Regions from separate parts of the Mus musculus genome. Here region 2 is linked to region 1. A link is a loop called in an ENCODE intact Hi-C map of the cell type or tissue named here. Cell type or tissue: gastrocnemius. All regions are shown on one strand.

What was found. Hi-C counts contacts between places; a loop is a spot of excess contacts. Peaks named below come from ENCODE experiments on the same cell type or tissue, not always from the same donor. Only the 100,000 strongest peaks of a DNase experiment are listed, where the experiment ranks them.
Region 2: it touches region 1 in a loop (8-fold over the local background); 8 of 42 quality-filtered maps call a loop at or near these places.

The regions. Positions count from the first base shown.
Region 1 is chr6:114,918,178-114,926,177 of GRCm38, forward strand. Vgll4 (vestigial like family member 4) reads right to left here and starts at 3,644. Exons shown (of 5, transcript NM_177683.3): 1 at 3,140-3,644. The coding sequence starts at 3,221. In gastrocnemius, CTCF peaks have their summits at 1,669 and 4,746 (motif pointing left); DNase peaks (open chromatin) are centred at 2,516 and 3,721; H3K4me3 peaks cover 4,102 bases; H3K27ac peaks cover 4,451 bases.
Region 2 is chr6:114,808,611-114,816,610 of GRCm38, forward strand. The region is part of intron 18 of Atg7 (autophagy related 7); the gene reads left to right. Among named protein-coding and RNA genes, the nearest start is that of Gm52917, 78 kb to the left of the region's middle. In gastrocnemius, a CTCF peak has its summit at 6,479 (motif pointing right); DNase peaks (open chromatin) are centred at 944, 3,938, 4,382, 5,733 and 3 more places; H3K27ac peaks cover 7,326 bases.

The DNA.
Region 1 (8,000 bases):
GGTATGAAGTGATGTCTGAGGCCCTGCTTGGCTCTGTGGTGATGAGTTAATTAGAGAAAACACAACAGTTTATAATTAAAGACTGCATTATACAGCAGTGACCACAGCCCGGGGGGAAGGCCTGCAGACCTTTTACCACTTCCTGGAGCCCAAGAAGGCCCTGAGCTATGCCTTGGGGTTGTGCCAGTCACCAAGGCAGCAGCTCTGCCCTCATGAGGCTTCTGACCTTCCAGTGGGGTGGGTACACTCGCTCACTCGCTTGGGAGTTCAAAGGGGAAAGGAAAGGGAGGGCTGGCTGGGGCTGCCCTATGTCTCTTTTATGGACACAAAGGCAAAAGTGTGCTTCTGTAGGTACCATGGGATCAATTGGAAGCATAAAGCAGGATGCAGTGGTTAGCTGTGGGGCGTGGTGGTAAGAGGCCATGAGGCTTCTGAGCTTATTCACCAACACAAGCAAGTCTACTAAGTCACTCATCATTAGCATAGAAACTGGTTCTCACGAGTTAGACAGATCTTCTGTTTCAATACCTCAGACTCCCCAGAACCAGCACTGGGGTATCTGCTTCCCTTTATTGGCCTTTCAATCCTCCTCCGAAGTGACTATGAAGGCAGGCATCAGGATGGGGTTGCCATGCAGGGAGCAGCCCCAGCCATTTAGAACAGGTCTGGGTACATGGGGCACCTCCGTGGGAGAAAGTGGATTTAGCAGAAGATAATGTAGGCTCTGGTCCAAGACCTCAAGGAGGTCAGGCAACCCAGAGTGGATTCAAAAGTAAGATGCAGGGGTTCTTGTGTGCTACAGGGTAGGCGCTGGCCCATCCTCGTGGCGGCCGCTGAGAGAAGGAAGGCAGTGAGGACACAGTTCCCCTGACACATCCAGGGTTGTCGTTGCACCAACCTGGACAAGCGAAGCTTCCCACCTACACCTTCACTACTAAAGCCAATGGGACAAACACTGAGTCTGTCCCCTGCTGACAGGCAGGACACTGGCCTGTGCCCCAGATGAAATCAAATGCCACCTACCCCCGTCCACACGTGTTCCACACCACTGCCCTGGCACGCTGGAGGGCTGGCAGGTTCAATGCAAACAATTGCAGCGTACCTCATTTAAACTGTACCAACTTCTCCTCTGCTTTGTTTGTTTGTTTGTTTGTTTGTTTGTTTGAGACAGGCTGTCTATAGAGCCCTGGCTGTCCTCACTATAGACTGGCCTGGAGTGTAGACTGGCTAGCCTGGAACTCATAGAGATCCACCTGCCTCTGCCTCCTCTGGGCTGGGATTAAAGGCATGCACCTCCAGGCTTAGCTGTGTTCGCACTGTTTACAGGAGAGAACGCCATGTATGATTGGTACCCATCCTTCCACACAGCCCTCGCAGTGGAGACCAGATGTGTGTGGTGTTTACAGCGAGGAAACCAGAGGACATAAACAACTGGCTCTGAGCACTACTCAGGTTTTGCTGCGCTTTTCTTAATTTCCTGTGTATTTATTTTGGTGTTAGAATAATATTACCTTTCATAATAAGGAAAACAGGAGCAGATGTTTAAACTAAACAGATGATAGCCTGGGATCCCACGCATCCACTCGGCTCTCAGCTTCTAGGTCTGCTCTTCCAAACATCGAAGGAAACAGGACAGCTAACTGTTGGCATTTGTGCTTTCTGTGGAACCACACACCCACCTGGGGGAGCTGCAGAACTTCCTCCTGGGACACAAGGAAGGAACCACTGTCCTAGCAGCCTCTACGTGCCTCACCCGGGCCAGCCAGGCACTCTGTTTTGTTTTTTAAAGATTATTTGTTGACAAAGAAATCACATTAAAAGTTTTGAGCTTTCGATGTGGATTCTTTTTTTCTTTTCTTTTTTTTTTTTTTTTTTTAAAGACAATGCATGAATCCCAGCAGAAATCGCGTCTGGTGGCTTCTGGAGAATCCAGCCTTTGAGACGAGAGGGTTTGGAAGCTGAGAAGCTGAGGTGCTTTTTATATGTAGAGGAAACTTGTCAAAGTAAAGTGATATCTTATTTTTAAAAAGGCAAAACAACAACAAAACCCCTTTAAATGAGATTTTTCCCCCATAAAGTTAATTTTAAAGCAGGCTTGAGAGAGAAAGGGTATGTTTTCAACAACTTAAGAAGCAGATCTTAAACTTTTACACGAACACAACCAACTCTGCTCCCTCTTTTAACTTCTGTTCAAGACAAAGCAGACAACTCTCTAGGATTACTAGGTGAGAGACCCCAGAGCCTGCTGCCCACAGCAGGAAGACACCAGGAAAGACTCCCGGCAGCCCCAGGTCTCTCCCTGCCCGGCCAGTGCCACAACTCAGCCCCATTACCCTGGTCTCAAATCGCACGTAGGTAAGATTCCAAAAGATGGGATTGGGGTTTTCTCCAGAGAAGCTTAACTTACTACAGGGAGTGCCCAGGGGAAGGGGAGGTGATGGGCAAATCTAGGGGTGGGGGTATTTTCCACTTTCTTCAGCCTTCCGGCTGCTTATGGTGTAATTGCCAGGGACTGGGGTTGGAGGGAGCCTGTCTCACTGTCAGCTCTCTGCACAGGAAATGGGGCGGCAGACAAAGAGCCCGGCCTGGGCTCCCTGACACCAGGCCCTGCCAGTCCCACAAACCTCACAGGAAAAAAACCCCTTGATGCCTGAGACAATGGCTCAGGAAAACAACAACTTACTGTGGCTTTCTGCTGTTGTTCCTCTACCACATGAAATTCAGAGCAAGGGTCCACACCGAACACTGTACACGGTGATACGTTTAAAAATAAGTCCCAAGGCCCCTCCCCTCTACTCCAGCACCCACATGTTTAACTTCTCCTTACTTCTGTAAATTCCTACTTATGCATAAAATGCCAACAAAATCAAAAGAGAAAAATCACTTATAATGTAACGATCTTGTCAGACCTTGCTAGTACATCACAAGTAAACTTTTAACAGCGTGTCTCCTCCAGCCCTCCCCGGCTGCCACCCTCCTGCCGGGCAAAAGCGAACTGTCCTGAAATGGTACACAACTCTCTTTCCACTCGCTCCACCATCACAAGAAAGACAAGAAAATGTTCATAAGCCAGTCAAAGCCCCCCTCCAAAGGAGGAGTGGCCATCACAAAAGCAAAGAGTACATTCTAGAACATCTACCTTCATAGCACAGAACGCCGATATTGTTGTTCATCTTGTCCAAGTATTGGTAGTTCAACAGGTCCATCTTCATAAACAGCATTTATCTGTCCGGCTAGCAAAGAAAAACAGTTCTTTGCTTTCACCCCCAAAGAGAAAGTTTCAAAATTCAGTCTTAGCTGAGTAGCTCCAGGCTCTCCTAAAACTTCAGGAAGACAGAGGCCCAGCCTCAGGAGATCAAAACAAAGTATGTAAAAGGTTTTTAAAAATCATACACACACACACACACACACAAAAATCAGACTCAAACAAAACCCGTCAAGGGCTTGTGGAAGGTGTCTGATTGTGTCTTCTATTCGGCTTTAAAAAATCATTTCAGAAGACTTCTCGAGCCCGTCTTGGGGGTTTAAAAAGAAAGCAGTAAAAAAGAAAAACACAAAGCACATTTCTCAGGACAAAGGCACTCTCCCTCACAGCCCGCTGCAAGCTGACTGCACTGACATGCGGGCTATGCTTGGTATGACTCGTATGTAAACCAGCTTCCTCTGCTTTTGGGAGGGGGTAGAGGGCTGCTGTGAGCATGCTCACTGGAGCCTCGGCTCAGGCTCCAGGCGCTGCAGAATTAGCAGGAAGCAGAAAGAGGCGGGGGCAGTGAGGCACAGGGGGTGAGGAGAGCCTTTCCTCCCCGGAGCCAGAGGCCGGCAGAGGCAGAGGCCGAGGAAGTAAACCCCAGCAAGTTTGTGGGTGTTTTGTTTGTGGGGGAGGCTAAGCACAAAGTTTAAAAAAGAAAATCTGCTGTGGAAGCAAAGTACAGGGAATTTAACTTTCCGTGACTTCGTTGCAAGGGCTGGGAATCCAGGGCTTCCACAGGGGTGTGCTCTGTTTGGTACAAGGTTTCTTTGTTTCTTTGTAAGATGGGTTTATTAAGTCCAGGGACACAGCGAGTGTTTACATTTTCTTTTTTTTTTTTTTTTTTTTTTTTTTTTAAAGATTTTATTTATTTATTTATTATATGTAAGTACATTGTAGCTGTCTTCAGGTCTCATTATGGGTGGTTGTGAGCCACCATGTGGTTGCTGGGATTTGAACTCAGGACCTCTGGAAGAACAATCAGTGCTCTTAACCGCTGAGCCATCTCTCCAGCCCGAGTGTTTACATTTTCAAAGTCAATGTTACATGTAACTTCCTTCCTAAACTCTGTAGCTGTACAGATGGACAGGACACCAGAGGCAAATCCGTCCTCAGAAGAGTAAACAGATCTGGGGACAAGTGAGTGGCCTACAGGTCTCTCTCTCCCTCTCTCCCTCCCTCTCTCTCTCTCTCTCTCTCTCTCTCTCTCTCTCTCTCTCTCTGTGTCTGTCTGTCTCTCTCTCTCGCTCTCTCTCTGTCTCTCTGTCTCTCTGTCTCTGTCTCTCTCTCTCTCTCTCTCTCTCTCTCACACACACACACACACACAAACACACACACACACACACACAAACGGGGGAGTGGGGAGCTGGCTGGAGAGGTGGTTCCGAGCACTGGCCACTTTTGCAGAACACTTGAGTTCAGTACCCAGCACTCATAAGCACCTGTAACTCTATTTCCATGGAACCTGACTCCCTCTTCTGGCCTCCATGGGTACCGCATGCAATGACACACAGACATTGGAAAAAAAAAATGTACAAAAAAAAAAAAATACTTTTTAAAAATCTGTTTTCCAAACTCATCTGGGAGGTTGTGACCAATCATGGAAACTTTAAAAATGTTCCAAGTTCAAATCCAGAGCAGTGCTGAGCTTCATCAGCATCATGGAAGAAAGGAAAAGACCTGCTCTAAGTGACTCTGCTGCAGCCTGGCAGAGTGGCACCAGCCTGTAATTCTAGCAGTCGGAATCCGAGGGAGAGGAACTGCCACAAGTTCCAAGACCTCTCTGGGCTACTGTCAGCTCTGTCACACCTTCCCAAGACTTCATTACAGTCACTTATTTTAAGATTGAAGCAATCCCCTACAGATGGAGGGGTACACACAAAACGCTTAGCAACTTCTCCTCCATGACTCAACATCAAATATGATGGTTTGTAGGCAAGGGGACACCAAGCTCAATCCCAGGGACCTATGTGGTAAACGGAAAGAACAAACTCCCCCCAAAGTCAGACGCAGACATGCTCAGCTTCCGTGTCCCCCCCCCCCCCAAAGATGGGGTCTCACTTTAAAGCCCTGGCTGTCCTGGAACTCACTATGTAGATGTGACTGACCTCAGACTCACAGAGATCCGCCTGCCTCTGCCCATCCAGTGCAGGGATTAAAGCTGTGTGCCACCATGCCTGCTCAGACACGCTCAGCTTTAAATGGCTGGCTGTTTTCATATTTCTCCACAATGCTCATCAACCCACGAGGGGTGTTTTCCTGATGCAATGAAGGTGAAGGAGGAAGCTCTCCACTTTAAAGTGAAAAGGCAAGATAATAATCCCTGGGAAGATATATGTCCTTTTTTTAAAGAGCTATTTTTATTTTTAATTATGTGTATAGAGTGGAGGCTGTGCATGTGACGCAGGTACCTACAGAGTCCAGAAGAGTTCTTGGAACCCCTGGAGCTAGAGTTACAGACAGCGATGAGCTGCCCAATGTGGCAGCTGGGAACGGAACTAGGATCCTCCGTAAGAGCAGAACGTGTTACAAACCACTCTGTTGTCCCTTCAGCTCCTATGCATCTTGTTGGTGATGGTGATTTTGTTTTTAAGACTGGGTCTCGCTTTATAGTCAAGGTTGGCTTAAACTCATGATTCACCTGCCTCTGCATTGCTGATATCAAGACTACAACCCCCACAGTCAGCTAATGGATGGATCACAGGGCTCCCAATGGAGGAGCTAGAGAAAGTACCCAAGGAGCTAAAGGGATCTGCAACCCTATAGGTGGATCAACATTATGAACTAACCAGTACCCCGGAGCTCTTGACTCTAGCTGCATATGTATCAAAAGATGGCCTAGTCGGCCATCACTGGAAAGAGAGGCCCATTGGACACACAAACTTTATATGCCCCAGAACAGGGGAACGCCAGGGCCAAAAAGGGGGAGTGGGTGGGTAGGGGAGTGGGGGTGGGTGGGTATGGGGGACTTTTGGTATAGCATTGGAAATGTAAATGAGCTAAATACCTAATAAAAAATGGAAAGAAAAAAAAAAAGACTACAACCGTGGGCCACCACATCCAACTGCAGTGTCTTTAAAGCTTAGTAACTAAAGGCAGTACAATTCTAAGCAATTAACAAGACCTTCAAAGGACCACGATGGAAGCACCTGACTTAAAACACAAAGTTGACAGGGAGCTATGAACGTTCAGAGCTGCAGAGGTGAATGTCTATATGGGATGTGTGTGTGTGTGTGTGTGTGTGTGTGTGTGTGTGTGTGTGTGTGTTCTTGCTAGTCACAGATTATGTCACATACTAGTATCAGATGACCAAAGTAAACTACATGTGGAAAAGACGAAAACCAAGGCCCAGCTGTAGTCAGTATAAGTCTCACCACAGCATACAATAGGTACTCTACAAATATTGGTTATGGCTCAGCCTCCTGGTGGAACAGAGATGGCGCCGTCACCACAGACACAAGCCCAGGCTAACCACTCAATCATTCTGCCTGCCAGAAAGCTGACTACTGAGTTAGTCTACATCAGCCAAACCCACGAGCAGCTTAAAAGCCGGGGGCCTGATAGCACTTTCAGATACTTATTAGAATCAAATGTTCCTACTTGAGCCTTTCGGAGAAGGGAACATTGTATCAAGTTTGGGAAGACTGGGAACACACAGCCCCCACTGAGCTATCAGGTCCCCGCCTCCAGTCCAGTCAACTGTTCTCTTTAAATTTCACAGTGGTTCCACTTTTAGACAATGGTTTCTGTCTAAAGGCGGTTCCCCATCACCATTCATGCAATTAAAATCAGTCTAAACTGATGCGTGAACAACAAAAGCAAAAAAAATCCAAAAAAGATTTTAGGAAATGAGCTGGTGTCCTTCATCAACTGAACAGCTGGATGTGTGAGAACTCAGGCTTACAGGCATCTCCGAATGTTCACATCCTCTACACATTCCTCAGCAGAGTACAAACAACCATCCAAGACACAGCATGGGCCAAGGCGCTTTCACCCTTGACCTATCTTAATACCCACAATGCCATTGTAAGACGGAAATCATGTGGTGCCCAGGATGGGACCAGGGCCTCAAGAATGTCAGCCACAGCCACAGTGCTACATAGAGTTTTAAGTTAAAACCTTGTGCCAGGCATGTGACACATACCTTTAATCCCAGCACTCAGGAGGCAGAGGCAGGCTGATCTCTGAGTTCGAGGCCAACCTGATCTATATAGTGAGTTCCAGGACAGCCAGGGCTACACAGAGAAACCTCTCAAAATACACACACATATACACACACACAGACACCACAACCAACACAACAAAAACAACCACAACAATACCCTTGCATTGATGATAAAGGAAAACCACTTAAGACTGACTTCTTTAGGATGCAAAGTTGAAGACCTGGTGGGAGCTCTCCTCTAGGAACCCTGACCAAGGAAGGACTAAGTGGTCCAGGCCATGTTCTTGAGGTCCATCCTGCACTTAGCTCTAAGGCAAGACTTAGGAGCTTTGTATAGCTCTCACCTGCCAGACTATGCATAAAGTCCAACGAACACACAATAGGTCTTCAACGTGTGAGTTGGAGTCTTTAAACAGGGGCACACCTGTTATCCAAATGTAGGAGAAAGAATCAAATTTCTTACTAGTGTGTGTCTCTCTGTCTAGTAGTGGGATGGAGAGTGGGGTGTCAGATGACAACTCTGCCGCCTTTCCTTCCACTTTCCCCTGGCCCCTGGAGGTTGAATTTAGATTGGCAGGACACCTTGAC
Region 2 (8,000 bases), 110 kb before region 1:
GGTCAGATCAGGGACACCTACTTCAGGGAGTCCCCCAAGTGCCTGTCAGAGAAGCTACTAGCCCTACTTTTAAGACTGTAGTTAGCAATTGATGACAAAACCATAGTGACCTTAAGACAAATACCTATACCTACCAGTGCTAGGAATAGAATCTAGGAACACACAGGCTAGGCCGTTCTACCACTGCGCTCCATAGTCATTGCCAGTCAGACCTCCTTAAAGTACCTGAAGTGCCACTAACTAACTGCATGCTTCCTCTATCCTTAAAAAAGCCACAGATTTCTTCACCCTGGGTTGGTGTCTGGACTGCAGTCATAGTCTCTGTTTCCAAATAAAAGTCCTTTGTTAGAGAGTTATTGGTATGTTTTGGTTGTACCTTGGCAACAACAAAATGTCACAAAAATGTCCCTGTGGCAGAAATGAATTCCTTCACCCTTTCCTAGGTCAAAGCAAAGATAGCATGTTCTTGGAGACTCCAGCTTTGCCTGTGTCTGTTGTTCACCCCAGGCTAGCAGGTGATTATTTTTTCTCTGACCTCAGCTTATTTTTGTACCTTTATGTCACATACACATATCCATCCTGGGTCCTGACATTCTGGGCTATTTCAGGAGTGTCACAGAAGCCTACTTGGTCTTGAATGTCCACTCTGTGACAATCCAAAGCTTCAGTGGGTTGAATTCTCTCCAGATGCTCAGAGTCATTGTGACTTCCCAAGGACTGGCAGGCTCTAAAGCCCCACTGCCATGTGGATCTGTGGGTCAGCTCCATGTCTCAGCACACTAAGGCACAGGGAGCAACCCGGGGTCTGCATCTGGCTTCAGCTGTAGGAAGAGTTCCTGGTTTAGGGTTTGCTTTGCCTCCTCCTAGGCCTTGAAAGAACTTGGAATGGCCAAGTGTTTTGAGCCTGTGGTGTTTGGCCCTTGCCAAACATATCAGCTTGCAGAAAATGTCTATATTTCCAGGAGCCTGTGACAGCCAGTCCCTTCCACCCCACCCCCACTTCAGCAAGGGCTGGAGCTGCCTGCTGTCCCATGAAAACACGGTGGTCTTTACTCCTCCACCCAGCCTTTAGCCAAGCACTGCACTGCTCACCAGACCTGAGAGCTGCTAAGTCATTCAATGAAGAATTCTTGCTAGAATATAGTCAGGCTTCCCAGAGATGTAGTCCTGGCCTAGCAAGGAAAGAGTGGAAAAAGAAATGGGGCAAGCAGAAGGATGTCTGCTGTGAGGTGGACGGAGCCATAACTCGCTGTATTCTCAATGATATAAGACAAATCAAATCCTCTTCCCATTTATTTGATTTTGGCCAAGTATTCTTGTCCAAAATTAAAATCAGATGTTTTTCTCTTTCTCCCCCCATTTTGGCACCCCCTCCAACCCCAAGCAAATGGTCACAAACACTCACTTAATGTAATTTACTGGAGCTTTTTCCTAAAGGGACATTTATGTTTCTTTCTTTTATGCATGCAGTAACTTTTGATCAAAACATGACTCCACTCCCTCATTTAACGTGGAGTATGTGGATTAAAGGCCTCTTTGAATCTTAAACACAGATTATGGCTTTCTTTCCCTTTAAGCAAACCGCCATAAAACCCTGGCCCCTCTCCCGTTTTCTTCATTAAAGCTCTGTTTATTACTGTGTTTTCGGATGGCAGTCATTAAGTGATTGTTAGCACAATGAGCACTTGATTATAATTATTCATCTGGCAATCAGTTATTGAAGCAGTCCGGTGGTGTGATTCAAAGGGAGCGTGCTGGTACCTGCCAGCATCTTCTAGATCCTTGGCCTTAGTGAGGTGGGGAGGAAGCTGATATAAACACATAGACAGAGAGGCTCAAGCTTTCTCTGAGTGGATGCTTTCATGTTGTTCTAATCTGGCTCTTAGCCTTTCTTGTTCCACAAGGTAAATGAACAAAGGTGATAAAATAAGATGTAGGCAAGAGTGTTTATGCTCCAAACTCCTGAATCAATAAACACATTTCAGGTTAGTAGTATATTTATATAAAATAGCTATATAAATGTTTTTATACTCGTTATTATTGTTAACACAGCATGGGAAATTTTTAAATCTTCATGTGCACACACTAGTATGGCAGCCAGTGGACTACCTTGGGCATCAGTCCTCACCTACTTGAGACAGGAGCTCTTATTGGCTGCTGCATACCAGAGATTAGCTGGCCCATGAGTTGATGGGACTCTCCCATCCCTACCTTCCATCTCACAGCAAAAGCACTGGAATTATAGAGACTTACTACCACTTGGGCTTTACATGGGTTGTAGGGATCCAAATTCAGTTCTCACATTTGTGAGGCAAGGGTTTTGTCCACTGATCTATGTCCCCAGCCTCGGCACTGACTTTGGACTGTTCTGGGGATGCTGCTACCCTACAGTGGGTGTTAGTGACCAGTGGTACTCATTATACAGACCAGTGTGCTCCTGCCACAAGCAGAGGCCCTACTTAACTCAGACCCTTCTAGTCGTGACACATTTTAACCAACCTGAGCAAAATATCTTTGCTTATGGAAATGTCATATGTTGAATCTGCTCATGGATTAAAAGAGCAGCAGGAAACCAGGGCTCCAGGATCTTTACTTGGTTCTCTGTGGATCTCAGCTGAGCCTCTATGTGTGGGGCTTCATTCTGAAGGGAGTCACCTAGCCTTTTTTCCATGGCAGAGGATTTAACCATCCGCAGTCATAGGTTGCTTGGTGGAGAGCAGCAGACTCTACCTTCTATTCATCAATGTCCAGAAGCTAGGGATGTAACTCCATGGTAGAGAACTCGCCTGGCTTACATAAGGCCCGAGGTTCAATCCCTGGTACTTCTAAAAGGAGGAAGGGAGGGAAGAACAAGAAAATAAGAGAAGGGAAAAGTCAGAAAGGACCTAGATTGGCCCCATCCAGTTGCATATCTACTTCTTGATTAATCCCATGTCCATGGAAACAGTATATGCGATGGATCCAGACTGGACCACATGTTATTCTTGTGGGTAGGGCATGGAAGATGGAGTCCTGGGGTTGGCAGGCCCATTAGTTAGAAACACTGATTTCTTCCTGTAAGTGGTATCCCAGTGACTGAGAAAAGTCTGTGATTGTTAGTAAAATAGAAATTAACCTGAAAATGTCAACCTGTAATCCCCAAAATTCTCTAGATGTATTCCAAAGCAAATTTTGACATTTCACTTAGAAACATTCCACCTTGTTAAACCCAAGTTTAAAAGCAAAGAAGTTCCCACATGCATTTCAAATGATGCTCTTGTCTCATCTGAATTGGTCCCCAATCCCCAAGTCCCTCTCTATGGTCTAGGGAGAGGATCACAAAGAGACAAACCAAGAGGAGTTAGAGATGTGTCCTACCCTGGCTTTGGTGTCATAGCTGTGCTAGCACTGCGCCATGTGGAATTTGGGGTTCTAGGAAGTGCTGTCTACAACCACCTCAACACTTGGGATGACTTCTAAGAGTCTGAATGACAACATTCTGACTCTTGGTTTGCTTCCTCCTTTGAAGCTGTGGCTACAAAGGCAAAACGCCTGTAAAAGACTTTTTAAGAGTAAGAGGCTTGAAAGAACGGAACAGCAACTGAAAGTCACACACACTCCAAACATGATTTAACCAGTCTTGCTTACAAGGAGTATATGAAGTGCCCTATTTACTGGGCTAATAAGGAAGACAGTTGCAATACAAGCTCAGGCTTGAATAAAAATAGTCATTCTCAATTTCCCATTTCTCTTATTAATGCATGTTTATTATTCACTAAGTATTTAATGTGTACAGCTGAGCTGTCTAAGCTCCAGGTAACTCGAGTGACTAATAGACCTCCAAGCTGAACACACAGGGCGCAGCCAGCATCTCCTCATGTGTGGATATTTGCACACACACAGGCTCTTTTTGAATTTGTGGATTTTGGCTATGGCCCGAGAAGTTTCTTGGGAATCTAATCTTCTCAATGGCAAGCTCCAGCGTTGCCCTTGCCAGGAGTTTAGTTCATGTAGACCTGGTGCCAATTTTCTTTTCACATATGTGAAGTAACAGTTTGGCACCCAGCAAACACACCAACGCCTCAGCAAAGACTGGAGTTTTTCAGAAAGCAAAGTGAACATATTTGGAACTAATTCTCTTCAGGTAAACTGGGTTGGAATTAAATGTTGTTAGAGATTGCTGTGTCTGTGCAATTGTAGATGTCAAAGGTCACAGCAATAAAGTATTTTTGTTTTATAGAGTTGTCCTTGGAAAGGCCACAGACCATATGACAGCAGAGTGCCCAGTGCCAGCCTCAAATCCAAATTCCATAAAGTTCCATCTGAAGCCCAGCAGGCCACCAGGCCCCACTTCTGAAGCAGGGCGCCCCACTTCCTGGGGCCAGCTAGCTCAGCCTGCTTTCCCAGCCCAAAGTGATGCATGTCCCCAAAACAGGGAGGGTAAACTTCAGCCAGCCCTGGTAGACAGTTCAAAAGCTGAAGACACCAACACTGGCGTTTTGGCAAGTGAAAGCCACAGGAGATCCACCCCGTTGTCACCATTCTGCTTGCCCGTGCTTGTGCATGAGTGTGTGTGGGGTGTGTGTATGTGTGTGTGTGTCTGATTTTCCTTGTTATTTTTAAAAGCTCAGTTCCTCTCACATAGATCACTTTCATGTCACCATCAACAGCAGGACTATATATCCTTCCAAATGACAAAATACTGAAGTGAAGGAAGGCACTTGCCCAAGATTTTGAGGATTTTGTGTGCCCTAGAATTCATCGAATGACTTTGTTATTATTATTATTTGATATTTACTTTATTTACATTTCTCTCTCTCTCTCTTTCTTTCTTTCTTTTTTTTTTTTTGTTTTTTTGTTTTTTTGTTTTTTGTTTTTCGAGACAGGGTTTCTTTGTGTAGCCCTAGCTGTCCTGAAACTCACTCTGTAGACCAAGCTGGCCTCGAACTCAGAAATCAGCTTTCCTCTGCCTCCCAAGTGCTGGGACTAAAGGCATGCCACTGCCCGGCCTATTTACATTTCAAATGTCCCCTTTCCTAGTTTCCCTTCTGAAAACCCCCTATCCCTTCCCCTGTCCCCCTGCTTACCAACCCACCTACATCTGCTTCCTGGCCCTGGAATTCCCCTACACTGGGGCATAAAGCCTTCACAGGACCAAGGCCCTCTGCTCCCATTGATGACCAAATAGGCCATCCTCTGCTACATATCCAGCTAGAGCCATGAGTCCCACCATGTGTATTCTTTGGTTGGTGATTTAGTCCCTGGTAGCTCTGGGGTTACTGGTTAGTTCATATTGTTGTTCCTCCTATGAAGCGGTTAACCCCGTCAGTTCCTTGAGTCCTTTCTCTAGCTCCTTCATTGGAGACCCTGTGCTCAGTCCAATGGTAGGCTGCGAGGATCCACCTCTGTGTTTGTCAGGCACTGGCAGAACCTCTCCAGAGACAGCTAAAACAGGCTTCTGTCAGTAAGCACTTGTTGGCATCTACAAATGGGATCAAATGACTTCTTATTCGTGGTTCCCCATATCTCCTAAAGATGCTGGGAAGTCCTTTGTCTTCTCTCCAAACCAGAACTGCGTGTAGTGGACCTGAGAAAGCCTTGCTTACCCAAGCCACCTTAGTAGATTTCTATCCCAAGGTCACTGTCAGGTCCACAGCTCTGCCAAGGACAGCTTTCCATGGTGGAGAATTGTGTCGAGGACAGGAGGGCCTTATGCACTTGAGAGCTCAGCTAGCAGCTGAACACTGACTGACTGGCCTCTCCCCCCCATTCCTCTCCCCACCCCTGAGGCATCAGACCCAGCTACCACCTGCTAACATGTCTGAAGAAAGCAAGAGGCCTCGGTCATAGCAGATGATTGGAGTTGATGCCAAAACTGCAAACAAGCCATAAATTACACTGTTCTCACAGTGCAGCCACTGCTCGTTAGTTATGGGGGAAACGGACTCCCTTTAATCTGTTTTATTTATGGTAGATGAGAGTTGATCTTTTTTCTTCTTGGCAATGCTGTCATCTTGTATAATTATAAGATCAGGTTTTCTCACTGAGTATTTTTGACCGGTTCTTGGAGTTCTCTGTACAAAGCCCTATGCTATCTACTATTGGAGACAGAAGTCTTGTACTCAGCAGGTGGGGACTGACAGCTGAGGAAGAGAAAATTCTGGAGGGGGATGGTGTTACACGGGCACAGCACTGTGAATGTTTTTTAATGACACAAAACTGTGCACTTAAAAAATAACTTAAATGTCATGTATGCATCACACAGTGGTATATTTTACCATAGTGGAAAAAAAATCCTTCTACTTTTTTTATGTCAGAGTTCATCATGTATTGCTATACTTACGTTTTATTTTGTGTATGTTTTGCCTCTGTGTGTGTGTGTGTGTGTGAGTGTGTGTGTGTGTGTGTGTGTGTGTGTGTGTGTGTGTGTGAAAACACCATGTGCATGCAGTGCTCAAACAGGCCACCAGAGGGCATGGGATATCCTGGAACCCATTATAGACACTCATGGGGGCAGGTCCTCTGGAAGAGCAGTCAGAGCTCTTAACCACCAAGCCATCTCTCCTGCTGTATATTTGCTGTGCATTTTAGGTTTTATGTATGTCTCTTAGGAAAATGGAAGCTTGCATGGCTAGCACAGGATTTGGAACTCGGGGGTTTCCTGGCTTCGTAACAGGTTTTCACTTTAGATTTCTCCTATTATCATGGTCTTAAGTTGCAAGTGATGGCAATTTGCAGCACAAGGAAAGGCAGAATGTCCAGTCCTGCTTTCCACAGTGCCAGACTTGGCCAGAGCTTTGGTGAGCTGAGCATGCCATCTGTGAGAACCAGCCCAGCCTGGTGGTCAGTAAGAGCTGAGCCCCTGGACCTGGCGGTCTGCCTATGCCTCTGAACATGAGTTCCACCATCCTCGCAAGCTGTAGCATCTTTGTCTGTGGAAATGAGGACACTACTTTCAGAATGATCAGACCTCAGTCCATGACCCTACACTGAGAACTCCATAGGTAGTAAGTCCCTGTCACCTTCCTTGCCTCTAAGCCTTTTCTCACAACAGACTGCATGGTAGGATAGCTGCTGATCCCTTCCTCCTGAGCATCTCATCACACACACACACACACACACACACACACACACACAAAAACCTTCCTATTCTTAGTGATCTGGGCTCTGCCTATCTTTGAGCTGGGTGGATATGTTGATGCTAGGGCAATGGAGAAGGGAGCAGGTCCTGGTACCCTGCCTGCCAGGACAGCTATGCAGACAGCCTGCTCTATGCCTCTGCTGTTGCCTAAAGGCCCCACTGTCTCATCCCCACCCTCCAGGTTCTCGAGGACTGGAATGTCTTCCTCTGACCTCTTGCCCCTTAGTCTAGAGCCCCCAAGAAGAAAGACACTAAACACAGACCTAGGTCTTTTCCCCCATAGCCAGCTTTTCTTACAGTGGTATGAGAGCAACCATCTGGGGCCTGGCATCCTTATATCGCTGTGCCTCCCTCCAGCCCAAAGGGACAGTCAGACCATCTTTAGGCCTCCCCGAGAGCTGGAACTGAGGGTGGAGGCTGAGCAGAGAACTTGGGTTGGTAAAATTACCTTGAATCCCTAAGCTGACAGCATTTCGGTCCCTTACTGAATGCTAGGAAACTGAAATCCACCCCACTAGGCTTCAGTCTTATGGGAGGAGCTGGTGCCCAGGCTTATCGGGACTGTTCAAGCCTTCTCTTGAACCTTTGGGAGACTTTACACTTGTAAGTGCTTGAACATGAGAATCTGAACTGCACAGCTACTGAATTGTACCTGTACATCTGTGTCACTAGTGCCCCAGCAAGATGTGGAACAGGCTCCATCCAGTCTCTCTCAAACCTCCTTCTAGTCTGTACCCCCAAATCTCCACCCTTCTAACTTGTATCTTACCCAGGTACAAAGTACTTGTAAAATCTTTCCCTTCCGTGCCCAGCCCAAAGTCACACCTCATCTAAGTAATGGTATTTAGGAACTAAAACTTGGACTTGGGGTATAGGTCAG